Regions from separate parts of the Homo sapiens genome. Here all the other regions are linked to region 3. A link is a loop called in an ENCODE intact Hi-C map of the cell type or tissue named here. Cell type or tissue: PC-9. All regions are shown on one strand.

What was found. Peaks named below come from ENCODE experiments on the same cell type or tissue, not always from the same donor. Only the 100,000 strongest peaks of a DNase experiment are listed, where the experiment ranks them.
Region 1: a loop joins it to region 3, with 4 times the contacts of the local background. A loop is called at or near these places in 3 of 110 quality-filtered maps.
Region 2: a loop joins it to region 3, with 4 times the contacts of the local background. A loop is called at or near these places in 21 of 110 quality-filtered maps.

Annotation. Positions count from the first base shown.
Region 1 is chr21:31,498,589-31,506,588 of GRCh38, forward strand. It overlaps a transcript of TIAM1 not described here. Among named protein-coding and RNA genes, the nearest start is that of TIAM1-AS1, 57 kb to the right of the region's middle. In PC-9, no CTCF peak of the experiment used is centred here; DNase peaks (open chromatin) are centred at 3,563 and 4,223; H3K4me3 peaks cover 777 bases; H3K27ac peaks cover 3,385 bases.
Region 2 is chr21:31,577,114-31,585,113 of GRCh38, forward strand. No RefSeq gene overlaps it. Among named protein-coding and RNA genes, the nearest start is that of TIAM1-AS1, 22 kb to the left of the region's middle. RefSeq lists enhancers at 6,288-7,072, 7,073-7,857. In PC-9, a CTCF peak has its summit at 3,839 (motif pointing left); a DNase peak (open chromatin) is centred at 3,858.
Region 3 is chr21:31,215,854-31,223,853 of GRCh38, forward strand. It overlaps TIAM1 (TIAM Rac1 associated GEF 1), which reads right to left. Exons shown (of 28, transcript NM_001353694.2): 8 at 7,553-7,738; 9 at 1,700-1,846. Among named protein-coding and RNA genes, the nearest start is that of TIAM1, 120 kb to the right of the region's middle. In PC-9, no CTCF peak of the experiment used is centred here; a DNase peak (open chromatin) is centred at 3,438; H3K4me3 peaks cover 418 bases; H3K27ac peaks cover 2,376 bases.

The sequences.
Region 1 (8,000 bases), 280 kb after region 3:
TGATTGATATTTGTATTTGAAAAAGGGTGTGGGACTAGTGAGAAGTCAAGACATGGGATGAGAAAACAGGGTCCTGGCCAGACACGGTGGCTCACGCCTGTACTGCCAGCACTTTGGAAGGCTGAGGCAGGTGGATCACCTGAGGTCAAGAGTTCGAGACCAGCCTGGCCAACATGGTGAAACCCCATCTCTACTAAAATTATAAAAATTAGCCAGGCGTGATGGCGGGTGCCTGGAATCCCAGCTACTTGGGAGGCTGAGGCAGGAGAATTGCTTGAACCCGGGAGGCGGGGGTTGCAGTGAGCCGAGATCATGCCACTGCACTCCAGCCTGGGCTACAGAGCGAGACTCCATCAAAAGAAGAAAGAAAAGAAAAGAAAAGAGCGAAGAGAAGAGAAGGGAGGGGAGGGGAGGGGAGGGGAGGGGGAAAGGAAGAAAGGAAAGAAAAGAGGGTCCTTTTCCCCCAGAACATTAAGATGATGGGATCTATTTATTTGGCAAAGATACCTTGAGCATTGGCTCTGTCAGTCAGTGAGCAAAGCCTGGAAAGACAGAGCTGAGGAGCTCCTAGTCCAGTGGAGGGAGACAAACACCAATCACAAGGGATGGGGAAGGTCCTCACCCCATCTCCCTGGGGTGCTATGAAGGAGACACATTTACACATAAATGACATACTTTAACAAAGATACAGCCAGGCACAGTGGCTCACACCTGTAATCTCAGCACTTTGGGAGGCTGAGGTGGACAAATCACTTGAGCCCAGGAGTTTGAGACCAGCCTGGGCAACACGGTGAAATCGCATCTCTATAAAAAATACCAAAAATTAGCCAGGCATGGCAGTACACGCTGCACGGGGGCATGAGGATCACTTGAGACCAGGAGTTCAAGGTTATGGTGAGCAACGGTCACGCTGCTGCTCTCCAGCCTGGACCAGAAAGCAAGACCCTGTCTCTGAAAAAAAATTAAGACTAAAAAAAAAAACGCTGAGCACGGTGGCTCACGCCTGTAATCTCAGCACTTTGGGAGGCCGAGGAAGACGGATAACAAGGTCAGGAGTTCAAAACCAGACTAGCCAACATGGTGAAACCCCATCTCTACTAAAAATACAAAAATTAGCCAGGTGTGGTGGTGTGCCCCTGTAATCCCACCTACTCAGGAGGCTGAGGCAGGAGAATTGCTTGAACCTGGGAGGCAGAGGTTGCAGTGAGCCAAGATCGAGCTACTGCACTCCAGCCTGGGCAACAGAACAAGACTCCGTCTTAGGAAATAAAAAGAAGAAGAAAACAAAAAAAAAAACAGCTGGATGCAGTGGCTCACGCCTGTAATCCCAGCACTTTGGGAGGTCAAGGCGGCAAATCCCCTGAGGTCAGAAGTTCAAGACCAGCCTGGCCAACATGGTGAAACCCTGTCTCCACTAAAATACAAAAATTAGCTGGGCATGGTGGCGGGCACCTGTAATCCCAGCTACTCAGAGGCTGAGGCAGGAGAATCACTTGAACCCAGGAGACAGAGGTTGCAGTGAGCCAAGATCGCACCATTGCACTCCAGCCTGGGTGACAGAGCGAGACTCCATCTCAAAAAATAAAATAAAATAAATAAAAACAAAGAGGAGTGGTAGCAAAGGAGGACAAGTACACCCTTGGAAAGGCCAGCTTGCTGTCAGAAAGCTGGATTCGGGCCCAGCTCTTCACTGACAGGCAGCATATGACTGGGTCAGCTACTTCACTCCTGAAACTCAGTTTTCTCTGGAAAGAACAACAGCAACCTTCAAAAAGGTGAAGCTGCAAGGGTCTAACACAGCATCCGCCATGCAGTAGACCCTTGGCCAACGAGGCTTTTCCCCTTTGTCAGCTGACATCAGGCCAGCACACAAGTCCTCTGTTAGGGGTTTAACCGGGTCTCCCAGAAAGATATGTTGAAGTCCTTACTTTACATCCCCAGTAGCTTGGAATATGACCTTATCTGGAAACAAGGTCACTGCAGATGTGGTCAAGTTAAGAAGAGGTCACACTGGGGCACAGCAGTCTTTTAATCCAGTATGTTTAGCATCCTCAGGAGGAGGACAAGGAGAGACAGAGACACACAGGGATGATGGAGGCACAAAATGGAGGGAGGCCTCTACAAGTCAAGGAACTCCAAAGCTTTCAGAGAAACCACCAGAAACTAGGAAGAGGCATGGAACTGACGGTCCCACGGAGCCGTCAGAATGAACCTACCTGGCCGACATCTTGATTTTGGACTTCTGGCCTCCAGAATTGTGAGAGGATTCATTTCTGCTGTTGGAAGCTACCAGTTTGTGCTATGTTATAACGGCAGTCCGAGGAAACAGCTACATCCTCCTCCCCTCTACAAAAACCAAATTCTTGACTTGCCTGAGAAAACAGGACACTTTTACAAAGGCAACTAATAAATAACATTTCAGGAAAGGCTATCTTTGCTAACACGCCCTGGCAGCAGAAAGAGAAATGTGGGTGTTTTGTTGGTTCTTTTTTTTTCCCTCTCTCCTCCTCCCTGCCCCTCTCATATTGGACTCGCCACCATTTGGGGTTAATGATTCCCCCAAGGGATAAAGATACAGCGAAAGAAGGACCTTCAGATGCAGTCCAGAAGGTCAGGACCACACATTCCATTACTGCAGAGGCTGGTTCACACCCCACGTACATTGCACCCTCCAGGAGCCCCTTACCAATGCTGCTCAGTTACAACGGTGAAGAACCGGGGTGCTGGATTTTTTTTGTTTTTAAAAACGGAATGGGCTCTCAGCAAGCCACAGGTCAATCAGGATGGAAAGAAGAGAAGGGGGAGAGAGTCAACGCAAAGCAGAAAATCACTTTTCTAGGCATCTACACAACTAGGAGGAAAAAAAGTGACCTTTGGGCCTGATTGACCAAAGTGACCCAAGCTCGACGGCTTTCTTTGGCCTTTCGTATCTACCTGTTGTTCTCTCAAGACAAAACTGGTATTTCTCACTGGAACCCACCAAATCCATGAAGTGGTTTTTGTTTGTTTGTTTGTTTGTTTGTTTGTTTTTTGAGACAGGGTCTCGCTCTGTTGCCCAGGCTGGAGTGCAGTGGCGCGATCTCGGCTCGCTGCAACCTGCACCTCCCAGGTTCAAGCGATTCTCCTGCCGCAGCCTCCAGAGTAGCTGGGATTACAGGCATCTACCACCACGCCTGGCTAATTTTTGTATTTTTAGTAGAGACGGAGTTTCACCATGTTGGCCAGGCTGGTCTCGAACTCCTGACCTCAGGTGATCTGTCCACCTCGGCCTCCCAAAGTGCTGGGATTACAGGCGTGAGCACTGCGCCCAGCCTTGTAAAGTGGTTTTTACCAACAACAAAGAAGCCACTTGCTTGGAAATGTGGGACCAACGGGCTGAATGCCCCATCCGCAGCCACCTGGGAATTTAATCAGGGTAAGACTAAGAGCAGGCACTGCCTTGTCCATCCTATTTATTCTCCCCCAGGTTTCACTTAGCTGTTTTGAGAGCTGGGGGAAAGTTCCAGTGTCAAGGAATTCAACTGGCAGAATTAATGACTCAATAGCTTCAGTTCTAATAAGGTTACCAAACCAGTCCGCCAAGTAACATATCTTAAAGAAAAAAAAAGGTAAAAGGAGAAATACCAGAGAGGACATTTTAGGGGCCCACAAACACTGTCAGGAAGGAAGCAATTTTATTATTTGTTTTTTATTTATCTTTTGAGACAGGGTCTCGCTCTGTCGCCCAGGCAGGAGTGCAGTGAGGTAATCTAGGCTCACGGCAGCCTCGAACTCCTGGGCTCACGCAATTATCCCGGCCTCAGCCTCCCAAGTGGCTGGGATTACAGGTGTAAGCCACCGCACCCAGCCTGGAAGCAATTTTAAGAGAGGGCTGACTTCCATGTCCATTACTACCACAACCACCACCATCACCTACCACTTCCTACCACCCTCCCCCAAATCTGGGTCAGCACCAAGCATGAGGAAAATGGAACTAAGGACAGGATTTCAGCTAGGAAAAAAAGGAGATCACGAAGCCTAGATAATGAGTCAGGTGAGAGGAGTTTCTGCTCCATTCAGGACGCTGCCTTAAGATGTATTATGCCTAGATCATCCGTCTTGAGTTTCCTGGTTCACTCCGGATTGCACCCTTTAAAGCATTTCGTAGTTTCCCTTTACAATCAGATCCTAATGATTCAAGGATTGCTAATCCAGGTGGCTGTACTCTCCAATTTTGGTTGCCAGCCATTTCTCTGCTTAGGAGCATCTCATCAAAGGGAGAGCAAAGGAAGTTTAAAGAAAGCCAATCAGTCAAGCAAGGCACCCTCACATTCCAAGCTCTTACTTGAGTTAGGATGATGAAATTGACTTGGCAGGGGCCAAATCAAAAATAGAGGAAAAAAAAGGATGGGCGCAGTGGCTCACGCCTGCTGTGAGAGCCACACCCTGGGCTCTGATGTATGTTGCAGTGACATGGCTAAATGTACCAAGGTCAAAATTGTCCATAATCCGCTATTGTGTCTCCCTTAGGAAAATGGTGAAGAAGGCTGGGTGCGGTGGTTCACGCCTGTAATCCCAGCACTTTGGGAGGCTGCGGCGGGTGGGTCGTTTGAGATCAGGAGTTCAAGACCAGCTTGGCCAACACAGCAAAACCCCGTCTCTACTAAAAATAAAAAAAATAGCCAGGTGTGGTGGTGCGTGCCCGTAATCCCAGCTACTCAGGAGGCTGAGGCACAAGAATCACTTGAACCCGGGAGGTGGAGGTTGCAGTGAGCCGAGATTGTGCCACTGCACTCCAGCCTGGCCAACAGAGTAAACTGAGGAAAGAAAAGAAAAAGAAGAGAAGAGAAGAGGAGAAAGAGAGAGGAAGGAAAGAAGGAAGGAAGGAAGGGAGGGAGGAAGGGAGGGAGGGAGGGAGGGAAAGAGAGAAAGAGAAAGAGAAAAAAAGAGAAAGAGAAAGGAAGGAAAGAAGGAAGGAAGGAAGGGAGGGAAGGAGGGAAAGAAGAGAGAAAGAGAAAGAGAGGAGGGGAGGGGAGGGGAGGGGAGGGACCTGAAATCAGCACTCCAAAATACACTTGCTTTTTCTCTGACAAAACCAAAACGGCAGGCTGTAGGGATCCAGCACTGTGCATCCTGCATGAAAACAGTGGCTGACAGTGTCAGGACCCACAATACCTCTTCATCATCACAGTAAAGTCCGCCCTCAGAAGACTGGAGAGGTTGAAAGACCAGGAGAAACACCACCATTTGAGACATCACTAGCCTAAAATAAATAGGTTAATTTATGTTTAAAAAAAAAAAGTGAGGACCAGACTATGACCCCTTCCACGTCCAAAATTCTAAGCACGATTTGATAGACTAACTATCCTAGGTATTCCAATGGAAGAGTTGGGATCAGCCCATCCACTTTCCCAGAGCAGATCTCTAATGCTTATATGGTATCATTCACAAAGGGATAAAAGAGTAACTGTCCCTCCTGCCAATCCCTGCCCAACCTTACAGTGAACAAGAGCCTGAATCTTCCAGATGAAGCATGAGCGCTCTCCAAGTTAAGCATGGGCGTGCAAAGGGCTGGCATGCTGTCTGTCTTGACTTGCTGAGGACTGACAGGTTCCTGCTTGCTGGCATATGTGTTACAAGGCAACCCAGGCCTACAATGAACAACAGCCTGAGAGGGGTTGCCTTTGCAGGTAAAAGGGAGATCTGATTTAATCTTCACAGAGATGCAAGGGTGCATCCAGAAGAGGGGGCATGGCCGCTGAGAAGTGAGGAATCCAACCCTTTGGGGTAATTCATTCCCCGATACTTTTCAAGGATGGGCTGCCACTATGTCAAAAAGAAGGTACAACAAGTTCGCTACCTGGCAATTTCAGAAGCCACCTTGAGGGCAATGCACCCCTCCTCCAAGTTCAAGAATGCCACTGTAAGAAGCAGAAGCAATATGGGGAGCTGGGATCTAGGTCGCTCCTCTGTTAGATCTGAAAAGACTAAAACATGAAAACTTCCAAAGCTGGTAAAGCTCCTACTTCCCAGTTAGCTCAACCCAGTGGAACCAAGGGTAGTTCTCCAGGTCAATGTCTCTGACTGCACCAGGGGCTGATGACTTCTGCAGTGGAGGGGGAAATGCAGAACTCAGTTTGGTTTTTTCTACGTTCAGATCCCAAGTCATCCCTTTCTTCTTTGGATGTTAAAGTAGTATTCATCGGCCTGCATTTTTTCAGGATCTCATGCTTGCTAATAACCACTGTTACTAAAAAAAAGAAAAAACTTCTAGAGAAACCTGACCCTTCTCCCAGAAGCTAAGAACTTGACAGCTATGGTCTCCTCCACATAATAGATACTCCTGCCCTGATACTGCAAGACAGAAATGACCACTTTTAAAGAAATTAGCAAGTACCTTCAACAAATTTGTTATTAGCCTCTGACAGTCCCGCACTGGAGACCTCAGAAACACCAAAAATAAAAAGATACAATCCCTGTCATAAAGGGACTTAGGACACAGAATGAGTGAGGACCCCATGGGCCTAAAGCAGCATCCCATGGTGTGTAGCTAAGAACAAACCAGATTCAATCACAACTCAGCCACTGATTGGCCGGGCGACCACAAGGCCAAGCAAGCTACTTAACCCTCAGTTTCCTCACCTACAAGATAGAGATCGTGAATCCACCTCACAGTGTTGACATAGGATTCAATGATATAACTCATGCAAAAAAGCTTAGCTCTCTACAGGAGATATTATCATCAGCATGAATAATTAGATTCTAAGACCAAGAAGTATAAATGTTAAAAGATATGAAAGGTCAAGGAAATTTTAAAACTAGAAGACCTGGAAACTGGATAAACAAAGAGCAAAGAGAGATCAAGAAAAAAAAAAGTAAATGTATTCTTCTTAAGCCAAGCTCACTGGTGTCATTCACAAACACAGGGAATTCTTGACCAAAAAGATGACTAAGATAACTACTTCAACCAGCACACTCTGGAGCCCATGGAATTGGAAGAGCACTCATTGAGTGTAGACATTGCAGAGAATTGTGGGGGAAAAAATCAGTGGATCAGCATTACCGTCTTAGATGTTTAAAGCCTCTGAAGTTTTCTTAGATGGAAAGATCATCAAAGGTTACTATTCCAGCTCATTTTAAAAGCTGATGCCAGGCCGGGCACGGCATCAGATTTTTTTTGTAATCCTAGCAGTTTGGGAGGCTGAAGCGGGCGGATCACCTGAGGTCGGGAGTTCGAGACGAGCATGGCCAACACAGTGAATGAAACCCCGTCTCTACTAAAATTACAAAAATTAGCCGGACGTGGTGGCGGGTGCCTGTAGTCCCAGCTACTTGGGAGGCTGAGGCAGGAAAAATGCTTGAACCCAGGAGGCGGAGGTTGCACTGAGCCAAGATCTTGGGCCACTGCACTCCAGCCTGGGCGACACGGTGAGACTCTGCCTCAAAAAAAAAAAAAAAAAAAAAGGCTGATGCGCACAACAGGAAACGACCAACTTGCTCAAGGTCCCACAGCTTGCTGGAGACAAAGCTCTGATTACAACCCAGGCACTGATGGCTGCCCTCATAGTTTTCTGCCCAGCACGACTCCTCTTCACAGCAGGAAATCAGCCACCTACACAGGCTCCCTCCCCATTTCCATCTCTCTTCCCATCCCTAATAGCACTCTCTCTAAACTCACGCACTCTCACACACGTACACACACACACACACACACATATGCATCTGCATCTTTTTCCTCCCTTCCATATCTTTTTTTAAGGTATAAGAAATACATATACCATAACATCTATCATCTTAACCCTTCTTAAGTGTACAGTTCAGTGTTATTAAGTACATTCACATTATTGTGCAACTATCACCAACATCCATCTTCCGAACTCTTTCCATCTTGCTAAACTGAAAGTCTATACCCGTCCAACACAAACTCCCTTGAATTTCACTACTCTAGGTCCCTCATACAAGTGGAATCACATAGTATTTCTCTTTCTGTGTCTGGCTAATTTTACTTAACGTAATGTCTT
Region 2 (8,000 bases), 360 kb after region 3:
AGACTGGGTTGGACAGGATGGGTGGTCTCTGAGGGCTCTAAATGCCAGGCAGAGAAGCTTGCCTTATTATGATACATAAATCCTTTCTGGAAAGAGGTGAGAAATGCTGTTATCCACCTTTAGCTCTGATTCTTCCCTTCATGTGCTGAGGGGCACTAAGAAGACTCTTTCTTTTAACTGTAAGAAGAGGGTAACAGCCACATTTCACTCCAAACCATTAATTTAATAAGTTTAGACAGAAGAGATTATTAGCCTCAGAAGGTGTTGCTTTCATTATCATTGAAATGTGCTTTTTCTGCTTTCTACTATGTTCTATTCTTCCCTCCCTGAATGCCCACATGCAAATTAGGGAATGTTGCAATGCCCAGAGCAGAGTTATAACATCCAGCTGTACTACAACAGCAGTTTTACATAAATGGCCATCCTCTAAACTGTGGACATTTGATAAAGTATGTGGGCTCTTCTCATAATTAAAAGCCCAAAAGGGAACCAAGGAAACACAGAGAACATTATTCTAGTGACTTATAAAACTGGGCTGGAGAAAATCTCCTATGTCTAGAGGTGGAAGAGAAAGGATAAAAAAGGAGAAGGAGTAGAACAGAAAATGCAAATGAGAAAAAGAGATGGCGGTGGAAAGAAGGGCTGCAGTAGAAGACAGGAGAGAATAGAGCAAGCAGAGGCAGGAAGCCAAGTACGAAAAGGAGGAGAGGAGTGGGGAGTGTTTAGATCAAGACTCTTCTCTTGGCTGGGCGCAGTGGCTCACACCTGTAATCCCAGCACTTTGGGCGGCCGAGGCGGGCGGATCACCTGAGGTCAGGAGTTCGAGACTAGCCTGGCCAACATGGTGAAACCCCATCTCTACTAAAAATACAAAGATTAGCTGGGCATGGTGGCACACACCTGTAGTGCCAGCTATTTGGGGAGGCTGAGGCAGGAGAATCGCTTGAACCTGGGAGGCGGAGGTTGCGGTGAGCCAAGATCGTGCCACTGCAGTCCAGCGTGGGTAACAGAGGGAGACTCCATCTCAGAAAAAAAAAAAAGCCAGGCAAGGTGGCTTTTGCCTGTAATCCCAGCACTTTGGGAGGCCAAGACAGGTGGATCACGTGAGGTCAGGAGTTCGAGACTAGCCTGGCCAACATGGTGAAACCCCATCTCTACTAAAAACGCAAAGATTAGCTGGGCATGGTGGTGCACACCTGTCGTCCCAGCTACTTGGGGAGGCTGAGGCAGGAGAATTGCTTGAACCTGGGAGGCAGAGGTTGCAGTGAGCCAAGATCGCACCACTGCACTCCAGCCTGGGCAACAGACAGAGACTCCATCTTAGAAAAAAAATAAAAATAAAAAATAAGGCCAGGCAAGGTGGCTTACGCCTGTAATCCCAGCACTTTGGGAGGCCAAGGCATGTGGATCACGAGGTCAGGAGTTCAAGACCAGCCTGGCCAACATGGTGAAACTCCGTCTCTACTAAAAATACAAAAATTAGCCAGGTGTGGTGGCGGATGCTGTTAATCTCAGCTATTCGGGAGGCTGAGACAGGAGAATCGCTTGAACCCAGGAGGCGGAGGTTGCAGTGAGTCGAGATCGCACCATTGCACTCCAGCCTGGGCAACAAGAGTGAAACTCCATCTCAAGACCCTTCTCTTCTCTGGACCTCCATTTCCTCCTCTGGGGCATCCATAGGCAGAGCCAACTACATAATTTGCAGGGCCTGATACAAAATCGAAACGTGGAGCCCTTTGTTCAAAATGTACTCAAAATTTGGAGGCAGCAGCAGCACAGCATTAAACCAACTGTGGGGACCTGTGCAACCATGGAGGTCACATGCCCATGAAGCTGGCTCTAATAAATTAGATCAGGATTTTCAGAAGGTGTTCTGTAAACTCCAGATATTCCAAAAACAAAAGATTCCTTATTCTCATCTCTAGGAAGTGGGGCACATTTCCCCATCCCTTCATTGAAGATTCAAAATGCGCGTGAACTGCTCCAGAAAGCCCTGCTTGAAAGCAAGAAACGTGTGTGCCTTCATTTCAACCAGTTTCTCAAATGTATTTGACCATAGCAACATTTTTTCCCCAATTCTCCATATTAATACCCCATATAACCCATTTTGCAAAATGCTTGAAGTCGATGGTCTTGAGGTCCCTGGAGCTAGAAAAGGCATTAGCAGTCACCCACAGCAGCCCCTCCTGCCCTGAGATTGGATGCTCACAAATCTGCTCTTCTTGGCCTTGATGATGACAGTGGTCTCTTTCTTCCAGATTTGATGAGTGTGGGGCATGGGAGGAGATTACTGGGGTTGCAAAACCTGCAGCAGGTTCTCAAAGATGACATATCAACTCCCCTAAATGCCCCTCCACTCAGGCACCATGAAAGCCTTTGTTTTAATACACTCAAAATGTTGCCTCTTCACGGCCGGGCACAGTGGCTTATGCCTATAATCCCAGCACTTCGGGAGGCTAAGGCGGGTGGATCATGAGGTCAAGAGATCGAGACCATCCTGACCAACATAGTGAAACCCTGTCTCTACTAAAAATACAAAAAAAAAATCAGCTGGGCGTGGTGGTGCATGCCTGTAGTCCCAGCTACTCAGGAGGCTGAGGCAGGAGAATCACTTAAACCCGGGAGGCAGAGGTTGCAGTGAGCCGAGATCACGCCACTGCACTCCAGCCTGGGTTACAGAGTTAGACTCCGTCTCAAAAAAAAAAAAAAAAAAAAAAAGTTACCTCTTCACTAATTTCTAATCTCCCCAGAAAATTTGTAAGGGGGTTTTGATACCATATGTAGGACAGGAATAAATACAATGTTTATAGAACTCTTGCATCTCAGATCATTGTATTCAATTCAAAGTGTGTAATTTTATTTGGGGAGGATTTATGCTGAGAACTATCAGTATCCCAGCGCCTTTGATCAGGAACCCAGGAACTCCTAAAGTGTAGACCATTATCCCCTATAGAGATTAGTTAACTTTCAATCTGGGTAAGAAGAATAAAGTTTTTTTGCAAAAGAAAGCCCAAATGCCATCTTTTTCCTTCTCCATAAACACTAGGATAAGAAGAGACTTATAAGTAGAAGCTTGAGGTTGAATCTCATCTCTATCTTTGTTGCACTGAACTAATCACTACATCCCCTCTCTGCCTTTGTTTTCTCATCTGTAAAGTGGGAATAATAATAGTAGCAAAGATTCTTCTAGCAATAAGATAAATGCATGAGAAAGCTGTCTAAAAATTGAACTGTAGCAAGCATGGCTAAAGCACTTCTTACCTATTACAAATGTCTAGAGCCAAATTTCCACAGTACGGCATGGACAGATGATTTTAAAATCAGAAAGAAAAAAACAGTTATAAAAATACTTAGTGAGATTTGGCCAGGCATGGTGGCTCACACCTGTAATCCCAGCACTCTGGGAGGCCAAGGCGGGCAGATCACGACGTCAGGAGATCCAGACCATCCTGGCCAACATGGTGAAACCCCGTCTCTACTAAAAATGCGAAAATTAGCCAGGTGTGGTGGCAAATGCCTGTAATCCCAGCTACTTGGGAGGCTGAGGCAGGAGAATCGCTTGAACCCAGAGGCGGAGGTTGCAGTGAGCTGAGATCGTGCCACTGCACTCCAGCCTGGGTGACAGAGCGAGACTCCGTCTCAAAAAATAAATAAATAAATAAAAATAAATACTTAGTGAGAGTCTCCCTCACTGGTCACTTTGCTTGGGGGTTCAAATTATAACCCAAAGCTATGGAATATGCTTACTTGGGAGATTCTTACAGCTCCTATACATGAATCTTTTTGAAACATATCAAGGGTCCTTAGAAATCTGATCTGGTGTGACTCTCAGAGCACTCTGATGACACCTGCTGGCTAGGCATGGTGTGACAAGTGTGTTCTAGTCTGGACAGACGGAGATGGTCTGGAACCCCTGAGTGGAGTACCTGGGAAGCTGAGGCTGGAGAGAAATCCTGACCTTCAATCTTGCTGTGCAAAGTGTGGTCCTAGGGCCTGCAGTATCGGGATCACTAGGAGCTTGTAAATGTGGGATCAGACTCTACATTTTTTTTTTTAGAGACCGGGTCTTGCTGTGTTACCCAGGCTGGTCTCAAACTCCTAAGCTCAAGCAATCCTCCTGCCTCAGCCTCCTGAGTTGCTGGGAATACAGGCACTGGCTCAGACTCTACATTTTCATGAGATCCTCCAAGTGATTCGTGTGTGCTTTAGCGTGAAAGAAACATGTTCTAGTGTTCTAGAGGACTTAATCTAGTGACTAAGCGTCTATGTCAAAGAAAAAAATTTTTTCTTTTTTTGAGACAAGAATCTCACTCTGTCACCCAGACGGTAGTGTTATTGTGTCATCCCAGTTCACTACAACCTCCACCTCCCAGGCTCAAGCGATCTGCCCACCTCAGCCTACCAAGTAGCTGGGACCACAGGCACGAGCCACCACGCCTGGCTAATTTTTGTATTTTTTGTAGAGACAAGGTTTCACCATGTTACCCAGACTGGTCTTGAACTCCTGAGCTCAAGCAATCCACCCACATCAGCCTCCTGAAGTGCTGGGATTACAGGCATGAGCCATTGTGCCTGGCTGAAAAAAAAATTTTAGCTCCACATAGGGCTAGCAACTCACAGAAAGCTTGGCACTTCTGCTGTTTCTGGTCCAAGCCTTTCGTTACACCAGTGCATAAACAGGCCCATTGCCCCACAACAGTTTTTCTTATTTTCATTTTTATCCTGTTTTCTACTTATTCTGTTGAAGACATTTTTCCTCCCAGAGGAATATTCCTACAATTCTGTAACAAAATGATAGGAAAACAGGATTCCCATTACAGAAAATTTGCTTTAAGATCGTATTTTTCAAAATACAAAGGTTTCTTAGAAGTGTTTTTGTGCTTTTTTTAAATGTTCTGTGTACTGGTCATACCTACAAATAACAAATAATAATAATAGCACGGCCAGGCGCAGTGGCTCACTCCTGTAATCCTAACACTTTGGGAGGCCGAGGCAGGTGGATCACGAAGTCAGGAGTTTGAGACCAGCCTGGCCAACAGTGAAACCCCATCTCTACTAAAAATACAAAAATTAGTTGGGCATGGTGGCACGCACCTGTAGTCCCAGCTACTCAGGAGGCTGAGGCAAGAGAATCACTTGAACCCGGGAGGCGGAGGTTGCAGTGAGCTGAATTTGCACCACTGTACTCCTGTCTGGGCCACAGAGCGAGAATCCATCTCAATAATAATAATAACAATAACAATAATAATAATAACAGCACAAGGGAAGCAGGACTGGTGCTCTCCCCACAAACACCTGATACATTCATTTCTGTTGCCTTGTTTGTAATAGAAATAGAGTCTAGGTAATATAAGCAAAAAAGAAATAAACAAAGGAAATGTATTAGATGGATATGGTGGTGGCTTATAGAAAAACAGTACAAGCTGAACAACGACATCTCACAAAGGACAGGAAACGGTATTAGGTGTCCAGGAAGCTGGTGTTTCCAGGGCAACACCTTTGGGACAATTGTTTTCAGCCCTGCCTGTGTCACTGATCAGTATACAAATTCTGGGGATAGAGAGTCTGTTAGGCCTCACTTGGTTCATGTCCAGCCTTTGGATAAAGAAGGGCAGGACATTCTGATTTCAGGACTCCCCAAAAGTGTATCTGCGGAGGAAGGCAGGGTTGAGCATCCATTCTGGTTGGTTGAATGTGGTCATGCCCAAGCATTCCAGTTGTTGCAGATTTTGACTATCACCCTGAGAGAGGGGTAAATCCCCAGAGGTGAGGTTTTCAACGGGGTGTGGTAGCTCACGCCTGTAATCCCGGCATTTTGGGAGACTGAGGTGGGCGGATCACCTGAGACCAGCCTGGCCAACATGGTGAAGCACTGTCTCTACTACAAAATACAAAAATTAGCCAGATGCGGTGGTGGGCACCTGTAATCCCAGCTACTTGGGAGGCTGAGGCAGGAGAATCGCTTGAGCCTGGGAGGTGGGGGTTGCAGTGAGCCAAGATCATGCCACTGCACTCCAGCCTGGGCGACAGAGTGAAAATCTATTTAAAAAAAAAAAGAAAGAAAAAGAAAATTGATGTTTTCAAGCTGAAAAGAAGAAAAGGTTAATAGGCAGGTGAAACCATGCCTCTGTATTGTGAGATACATATCCCCCATAGTATTGACTGGTAAGAATATTTATAGCCTATTTACTCTAAAGCCCATGTATTATTATTATTCCAAACCCATTGATTATTATTATTCCAAAACATATCTATTTTTAACTGTTTAAGCACATTATTGGAACATGCACTGAGAGCTTGATGGTCTTTGATTCTTCAAGGCAAATCAACTTTCTACCACGTCATCGGAATAAAACAGAAATTAAACAGTTGAAAGGGCCTCTACTCCCCCAAGACCTCTGGTGTCCACCCCCATCTAATATTCTTATGTATTCATAGGCGATGTTAAATAAATGGCAAGAATCTCCTATTTCTTTTTTACATAAGAAGAAAGACTGCATAGCTATGAAAAATACACTCTGTCACCAGAGCCACGCAAGAGATCTTTAGAGGAATAAATAGCCGCAGTCTCATAGCAACATTCAGATGAACAATGCTGAGAGCTGAAAGATGTTCTTCGGTTAGAAATTCATGCCTACAAAAGAATACCATCCACGAAGTTCCTCACTGTTAATTACAGATAGTAAAGCCAGTCCACAGGCAATGGAAATGAGGGTCCATCATGCAGCCGGCTTCTTGGGAAGGACTGACCAATATCCTCAGAAAGCTAAAATGAATGAATATGCTTTTTTTTTTTTTTTTTTTTTTTTATTGATCATTCTTGGGTGTTTCTCGCAGAGGGGGATTTGGCAGGGTCATAGGACAATAGTGGAGGGAAGGTCAGCAGATAAAACAAGTGAACAAAGGTCTCTGGTTTTCCTAGGCAGAGGACCCTGCGGCGTTCCGCAGTGTTTGTGTCCCTGGGTACTTGAGATTAGGGAGTGGTGATGACTCTTAACGAGCATGCTGCCTTCAAGCATCTGTTTAACAAAGCACATCTTGCACCGCCCTTAATCCATTTAACCCTGAGTGAACACAGCACATGTTTCAGATAGCACAGGGTTGGGGGTAAGGTCACAGATCAACAGGATCGCAAGGCAGAAGAATTTTTCTTAGTACAGAACAAGATGAAAAGTCTCCCATGTCTACTTCCTTCTACACAGACACGGCAACCATCCGATTTCTCAATCTTCTCCCCACCTTTCCCCCCCTTTCCATTCCACAAAACCGCCATTATCATCATGGCCTTTTTTTTTTTTTTTTTTTGAGACAAGGTCTCTCTCTGACCCCCAGGCTGGAGTGCAGTGGCACGATCTCGGCCCACTGCAACCTCCACCTCCTAGGTTTCAGCAATTCTCCTGCCTCAGCCTCCCAAGTAGCTAGGATTACAAGTGCCTGCCACCACGTCTGGCTAATTTTTGTTTTTTTAGTAGAGACGGGTTTCACCATGTTGGCCAGGTTGGTCTCGAACTCCTGACCTCAGGCGATGCGCCCATGTTGGCCTCCCAAAGTGCTGGGATTACAGGCATGAGCCACTGCACCCAGCCAAATCTGCATATTATAGAGAGGTCTCAGTAACCAGACCCGTAACCTCACAGAGGCTTCTTAAGTGTTTTCTTTTATATTCTGTGCCCTGGTCACACCTACAAATAACAAATAATAATGATAACAGCACAAGGGAAACGAGGATGGTTTCCCTCTCCTACTTGCTACAGACCTACCTCCACAAATAGAGCTGATACATTCGTGGAGCCTATTTGAAGGCTTACTTCTCTGCTTAAAAACTCTTCCATAAAGTAAAATATCGACTTTTGTACTCTCTGGGGGATCTGGCATCCATGGCCCAAGTAGTTAGTAAATGCACATTTTTTCTTTTTTTCTTTTTCTTTTCTTTTTTTTGAGACAGAGTTTCGCTCTTGTTGCCCAGGCTGGAGTGCAATGGTGCTGTCTCTGCTCACTGC
Region 3 (8,000 bases):
ATGCCACATTAAAACAGAGAGTATCAGCCAGGCACGGTGGCCCACGTCTATAATCCCAGCACTTTGGGAGGCCGAAGTGGGCAGATCACTTGAGGTCAGGAGTTCGAGACCAGCCTGGCCAACATGGTGAAACCCCATCTCTACTAAAAATATAAAAATAATAAGCTATTAGCTGCACGTGGTGGTGAGTGCCTGTAATCCCAGTTACTCAGGAGGCTGAGGCAGGAGAATCACTTGAACTGGGAGGCAGAGGGTGCGGTTAGCCGAGATTGCACCACTGCACTCCATCCTGGGTGACAGAGCGAGACTCCATCACAAACAAAACAAAACAAAACCAAAAAACCAATGAGTATCACAGTCAGCTAAGGGACTCAGGGCATCAGCTTTCAGGACTAATCTCTTTTCTAAAATTCATTTCTTAAGTAAATTAATGGCTGGAACTGTCCGAGCAAACAAGGAGAGATCATTCTATCAAGTCAGTCGATGACGTCCTCTCACTTTTCACAAGGGCATGCGGTGAATAGGTCAAACTAGCAGTCTTAGTCATGACCTCCAAAATGCTGAAGGCCTGACTTTCCAGCCACCGCAGCCCACAAACTGGACATTCTTCTTCCGAAAGACTACAGATGCTCACGTTCCTTTAGTCCCTGAAATCTAAACAAGCAGTTCTGGAGCTACTCATTTCTCAAAGCCGAACGACAAGGAAGACAGTAACAACAGACAGTGGGCTTCACGGAAGTAACCCCAGCAGGAGACTGGCCTTGGCGAGTGAAGAAGTCAAATTTAATGGGCAAGAATTGGGTGGCTGTACATGGTCAGTGGACACCCGTCACGGCACCAGGCTATGTTGCGCCCTCACGACATACCGAGATCCCGTTCCAGCCCCTGGACCTGAGCAGAAGGGGGCTGTGGCAGTGGGCGAGCTCTCTCGGATTCCTGTCTCCTCATTCCAGTAGGCAGAGGATCTGCCCATTTAATGTCAGCTCCAAAAAGTCAAGGGCAGAGAATAATCAGAATTCCCTGGAGGCTGCCTTTCATCCAGTGCCAGAGGCAGCTTAAAAAGTCTCTGCATGGCCAGGTGCAGTGGCTCATGCCTGTAATCTCAGCACTTGGGGAGGCTGAGGCGGGTGGATCATGAGGGTCAGGAGTTCAAGACCAGCCTGGCTAATATGGTGAAACCCCATCTCTACTAAAAACACAAAAATTAGCCAGGCATGGTGGTGGGCACCTGTAGTCCCAGCTACTCGGGAGGCTGAGGCAGAAGAATCACTTGAATCAGGGAGGTGGAGGTTGCAGTCAGCCAAGATTGTGCCACTGCACTCCAGCCTGGTGACAGAGCGAGACTCTGTCTCCAAAAAAAAAAAAAGACTGCACTCAGGTACCCACTTGGCTTCATTGCAGAGCCCTGCTTTTTCCTGAAGACTCAGGGTGAATTGTGCGCTTTGAGTAGGTCTGTAATTAATGAGGGTTTGGAAAGGATGCAGGTGGGAAACTGCAGCTTGGTGATAGACTAATAGCAGAGTTCAATGTTATGGGTATGCATTATCTATTAAAAGTGTCTAGCACAGCTAGTTTCTTTGTGCCAACTAGTTGATTTTAAATAACACTCGGCCTCACTGAAGAAACACACACACCCCAAATTGAGGTGGCCACAGAAGTGATTTGTGCGGGCTCACTTTTCATCTGCTCTGGAACCTACCTGATTGATGCTTGGCCGTCCCTGCTTCTTTTTGGAGGTAGTATCCAGACCCCACAGAGAAGAAAACCTGCTCCTTCGCTTGCTCGCGGATCTGGACATGGCCTGAGTACGTCTTCTCACTCCAGTTTCACCAGTGCGTGCTGCCACCTGAGGATGGCAAGGACAAGCAGCCACAAGGGAGATGCATCAGGACCACCCACTTGTGCCTTGAGGTCCCCGTAAGTCCCACCCTTCAAAAAACCCTCCTCCATCATGCCAGCCAACCCTGACCCCAATGCCTAAAGTATTCAATCCATGACCCAGACATATTGGGACTTTGAGAGCCCTTCATGGATTCAGAATGGAAATGAAAAGCTGGCAAATTCAATCCTTGTTTGAAATCATCAGCAAAAATACATAATATAGGAATAAAATATATGTTCTGTTTCCAAAAATGACATGTCCTTCTGGTCACAGGCTTGAACTACAGCAAGGGAAATGAGCCAGGCTTTCTCTCCAAATGCTACAGAGCTGTTTCTGCATTCTATTGAAAAATGGTGCTAAAGCGTCAGCAACAATAGTGGAAAAACAACAGATTTTGGTTCCTGGGTTTCCAGGTTAAATCTAAAATTACCAATCTCTACTATTTTGTTTTCTTAGGATATATAAAATCACGTTTTAAAATCAGACGAGTGATCATTGGCCCCCAATATCCATTCTCTATTCCATCTTAGTCAGAAAAATCTCAAATGTAGGCCAGGTGCGGTGGCTCATGCCTGTAATCCCAGCACTTTAGGAGGCAGATGCAGGCAGATCACCTGAGGTCAGGAGTTCGAGACCAGCCTGGCCAACATGGTGAAACCCTGTCTTAACTAAAAAATACAAAAATCAGCTGGGCACAGTGACAGGCACCTGTAATCCTAGCTACTTGGGAAGCTGAGACAGGAGAATTGCTTGAACCCAGGAGATGGAGGTTGCAGTGAGCTGAGAACACGCCACTGCACTCTAGCCTGGGCGACAGAACGAGACTCTTTCTCAAAAAAAAAAGCGGGGGGTGGGGAATCTCATATGTAAGTGAGCATGCAGCCACTGAGTCCAAGATGACTTATTTTCCTTGCAGTAGGGCATGGATTGGGCTTAAGTCCTGGTCAATGGCATACAAGCAAAAAATATTTGCAACTTCCAGGAACTGTGCTCAATGGGAGGGGGCTTTCTGTTATTCTTTCCGCTATCCTATCTGTTTTCTTTTTCCTGATAAAAGGAAGGTCTGTGTTGTGGTCTAGGATGTCCCTACCTAAGCCTTTTCAAGGATGGCAGAATAACAAGACAAAAGGGACTGGGCTCACTGAAGATGAAGGCACCTTACCAGACTTGCATCACTTACATGTCCTATGTTTAGGTAAATGGGAAAGAAAACTTGTATTTTTTTGTTGAACAAAAGCTAAACTCTGTCGAGGTATTACAATGTGCCAGCAACCCAGAGAAGCATTTCCTTTTTTTTTTTTTTTTTTTTTTTTTTTGACGGAGTCTCGCTCTGTCACCCAGGCTGGAGTCCAGTGGAGCGATTCCAGAGAAGCATTTCACAAGGGAACACCCTAAATGTAAATCTGTCACCAGGATAATTGCTCAAGTAGAATCTCCACAAGGACTCCAGAAAGTCCTCCCAGGCAAAACATTCAGGCTTGAACTTTATCCTACCAGGTGGCAAGCAAAGTCCCAGGAATTTAAGGGAACTTCTGCCAGAAGGTCTCCATGGGCCACCCACCCGCTCGCCTTTCAAAAAAGGGAGTGGCAGGAGGAACAGCGAGTCAGACTTGAAATGAAACTTCTCCACCCACTCTTTTGTTGCCAGAGGTGAATGTCTTGGAACCTACTTGTAGATTCCCACACAGGCAACTCCCAATGTGACAGATGCCAATTGGCAGCAATGCAGGGGATGAGGCACTGTTGGTAACATGAGGGGCCTCCCCAGCAGTCAGCGTGTTGGTTGGAAGGCACGCCCCTCTGGGGCTTCAGTACTGACAATGTAAACACCGCAGAAGCCCCACGGGTGGCAGGGACCCCTACGTACATTAAAAACAGGAATCAAAACGGCTTCTCTACAAGGGTATTAGAGGGAAGGTTTTTGGACCCAAACAAAAATAGGAAGATGAGGGAGCTGAGAGGTCTTGCATTTTGCATTTTCTCAGCTTAGCACGTTAAAAAAACAAAACAAAACAAAAAAAAACCCCAGATCAGGGCATAGAAAAATGTGGTATCCAAGACACTGGTGAGAATTTTCATGAGAAAGATCTTAATCTAAGATTACACCGGAGGTGTCACAGGGAACAAAATCACAAGACAAACACACCGTAAAATATGTAAAAATTTTCTCTTCTCTATTTTCATCACTTTCTCAGTTAAAGGTAAACAAAGGTTGTAAAAGGAATAAATTATAACATGCAGACATGCATATGCTCACATGACTATGTCAACACTGAATAAATGGTGTTAAAAATTTTTAAATTCTAGAGGAAAAAAATGTCCATTTGGCCTCACAGTCATATAGTCATTTTATAAATAAATCCAGTCATTAACAGTGACACATACATAGAGGCAACCGTATAAAATACGTCGACATATATTACTGTTTGCTTTCTTCATACACACAGCAATACCTGTACTTACTGTGTCTAGTTAATTGTTTACTTATTTCTTACCCTTCTCTCCCACAAGAATATAAGCTTCAAGAGGACAGGATCTCTGCGCTGTTCACTATAGTCCTAATCACAAGGATAAAACTGACGGATGCCAGGCACTTACATACATTTGTTGCTTGAACAAATAAATACATAAATACCACAAAGCAAAAGCACATCCTATATAACACGGTGACAACAATGGGTGCATCACACCAACACGGCACATGTATACATATGTAACAAACCTGCACGTTGTGCACATGTACCCTAGAACTTAAAGTATAATGTAAAAAAAAGAAAGAAAAAAGAAAACTCTTCAGTTTACAATTTCCAGACAAAGACAGCATGAAAGAGAAATTCATACACCCATAAATATTCTCAGTTATCAGCTGACTAGTTAGTTTAGTCTGTTTAACAAACACTTTACTTAAGTTTCTTATAAGCAGTAATTCTAAATTGCTTGGGGCCTTGTAAACTGCAAAAGTAACCACTATCCCCAAGACAATAATGACTCAAAATGAGCAAAGGGATTTAGAAAAAGGGCTGGCAGAAGAACTGCTGGACCAGAGCTCAAGAGTTTCCCAATGATCTTTGCCCAGACAATGCCTCCCTTTGTGGCCTGAACCTGATTACTCTATCATTCTGCTCATCTGTGCAAACAAGAACAATGATAACCTTCTTTCAAAGAGTACAGCGAGGACCCTTCAGTTAATTACTGCAAATCACTCAGCATTATGGGAAGCTTTCTCAGTGAATGCTACTTCAATTGTAGCTCCCCAATCTACCCAGCCCTGTTACCCTCACACCTCCTCCTTCCTCCTCCCCCACTAAAAAGAAGAAAAAAAATTTCTGGACAAAGACTAAATTGAAGAATGTTTCAACCCCAAGGAGAAAAAAAATCCCAGGGGTCAAATGACAAGGAGAGGAGGGAAAGAAAATAAGAGTTCCTAATAAATCAGACTGCAAAATTCCCTGCCCGGGATCTTCCACAGGAGCTAAAGCAACAAATAGGAACAGACACCCAACAGGCTCGCCTGACTTGTTCCGGCTGAAATGAAACCCCTCATAGAAAAGAGAAGTTGCAGGAACATATTGAAACACCCAGACTTGTATCACTGACAAAGCGAGCAAAAACCCAAGAAAGGAACAGAGAGTTGAACGTATGGACTTCAATGTTCTTTAAAACCACTGACCAAAACACCTCAGAGTAACTAACTCTCCCATCCCCATCTTCAGCTGGCCAAATTTTAATAGCCTGCCCCCCTGAAAGAAAAGTACACACACATCACAGACATTGAGATGAAGGAAATTAGAGGGTCCGAAGATGAATTATGGAAGAGTAAAACGGTAACCTTCTCAGGGAGGCTGCGCCCAGTGGCTTTGAAGAAAATAATGAAAGCATACAAGTTTTAGGGAGAAAGCAAAATTATTTTCTCCAAAATCTAGCAAGGTACAGTAAGAGGAGGAAGCCACTTCGATGCTCCGGGTTTGGTATTAATACAGATGGTACCTCGATGACATCACGAGTTCCCTTCATAAAAATGCGTCCTCAATGGATGATATTCTGACAAGGAGATAAAGAAGAATTTCTATCCTAGTTTTTTTGTTTATTTTTGTTTTGCAGAATAGGCGAACTGAGATTTGGCTAAGTTAAAAATTGGTGTCCAGGTCTCCAAGAAATAGATCTGGAGTCAAAAACTGAAAACGTTTTGTAAGTTTATTCAACACAGCACTTTGTCCCACCACTACTGAAAAAACAGGATTTAATAGCTGTATGGAGAGGTGGTAGCCAGGGAGACCAAGAGCTGAGCTGTAATTAGCAGAACAAATCAGGATGCCAGTTTTAATAACTCCAGAAATTGGTTTAAGACTTCTTTAAAAATGTAAATCTACCCCTAATTATCTGAATGATGATGCTAATCTATTTATAAAGAATACAAACGCCTCTGACTGAATTATAGCTCTGAATGCAATTGAAGGGTACAGCTGACAAAGCAAGAGAAGAACAGCACAGCTAAGGTTTTACAAAGCAGTTTCTGGAACCTGAGACTTAACATTTAATTCTCTAGCAAATGTGCTAAGGTGCAGTACATTCTAAGTGGGTGTCGACTTGGAAAGACTAAAACCATGTTACTCATACAGCAATTTTTGAGAAGGAGCCAAAAGTACACAAAGCTGCTCGCAATTTAGCAAGTACATGAAATTACAGATTATAAACACACAACACAACTATACAATCTGCCGCTCTAGAGGTCAGATGGAAATTCCCTTCCTCAAGCAATGCATATATGTTCAGCTGGCGAATCACAGAGTTCTTCGCCTTGCTCTAATGCATCGGGTATTCGTGGTCATCAAAACAATGGTAAAAATAAAGTGAAATGGAGAGCTCCAAAGAGATCTGTGTTCCATATATGGTGTATGTGTGTATGTATGTGTGTGTATATATACATACATGTACACATACATATATATATATATATATATATATATATATATTTTTTTTTTTTTTTTTTTTTTTTTTTTGAGACAGAGTCTCACTTTGTCACCCAGGCTGGAGTGCAGTGGTGCGACCTTGGTTCACTGTGACAACCTCCTCCTAGGTTCAAGCGATTCTCAGGCTTCAGCCTCCTGAGTAGCTGGGATTACAGGTGTATGTCACCACACCCAGGTAATTTCTGTACACTTAATAGAGACAGGGTTTCACCATGTTGGCCAGGTTGGTCTCGAACTCCTGACCTCAGGTGATCCACCTGCGTCGGCCTCCCAAAGTGCTGGGATTACAGGCATGAGTCACTGCGCCCAGCCTGAGAATGCATTGATGTATGAGAGTGAGCACTCCACTCACCATTCCCACCAAGTTTATATAAAAAATATGTATTTGGGTTCCAAACATGACACTGTCTAAAGATGACAAGAGCTATCAACAAATACTACATGTGAACAGCGCTGAAGATGGTACCCTTCATATTTCCTTTGCACAATAGCTTAGGCCCCCCCATCAAGAGATAGATGCTTAAGTAATATATTCCAGACAGGTTTAAATGGAAATTTGCATCCACTGCAAAGGGAGGGCATTTCAGAAATCCATACACAGCAGGAAGCTCGAAAAACACTTAGGAGACTCTTGTCAAGTCCTGCTCAGGATTAAGCGTCAAGCTTAATGTTTTTCAAAAATTCATTAGCTTCTACTCACCAGGGCATGAAACGATGATACCGAAAAGATTCCAAGGCGGCCCATGGCCACTTTCGTTGGTCGACTTGCAAAAGCGAGAAGCCTTTTGGGGTTTGGCAGCTCCCCACCCTGAAGGCTGGCTAAATAACAGCGGAAACGAAACAGGTCCATTTGGAACTGCTCGAGATTTTGCTCCCAGACAAAGATCTATGGTAGTGAAAACACGGGAAAAGAAAAAGTGAGAAAATGGGAAACAAATGCTAATATCTTTATCCTATACAGATCTATATGTCGTAAAGGCATTCATTATAATCCTAAGGAATAAACAACAGGTACCTAAGTTTCTTAGTTACTTATGTTTCTTCTGCAAGATCTATAGCCATAAATTCAGCATCATAAATAGAAAGTGACAAGTTCCTCTGTTCCCTCCTATCTTGGAGTTCGTACTGGGGGCATGATAGGTCTATCA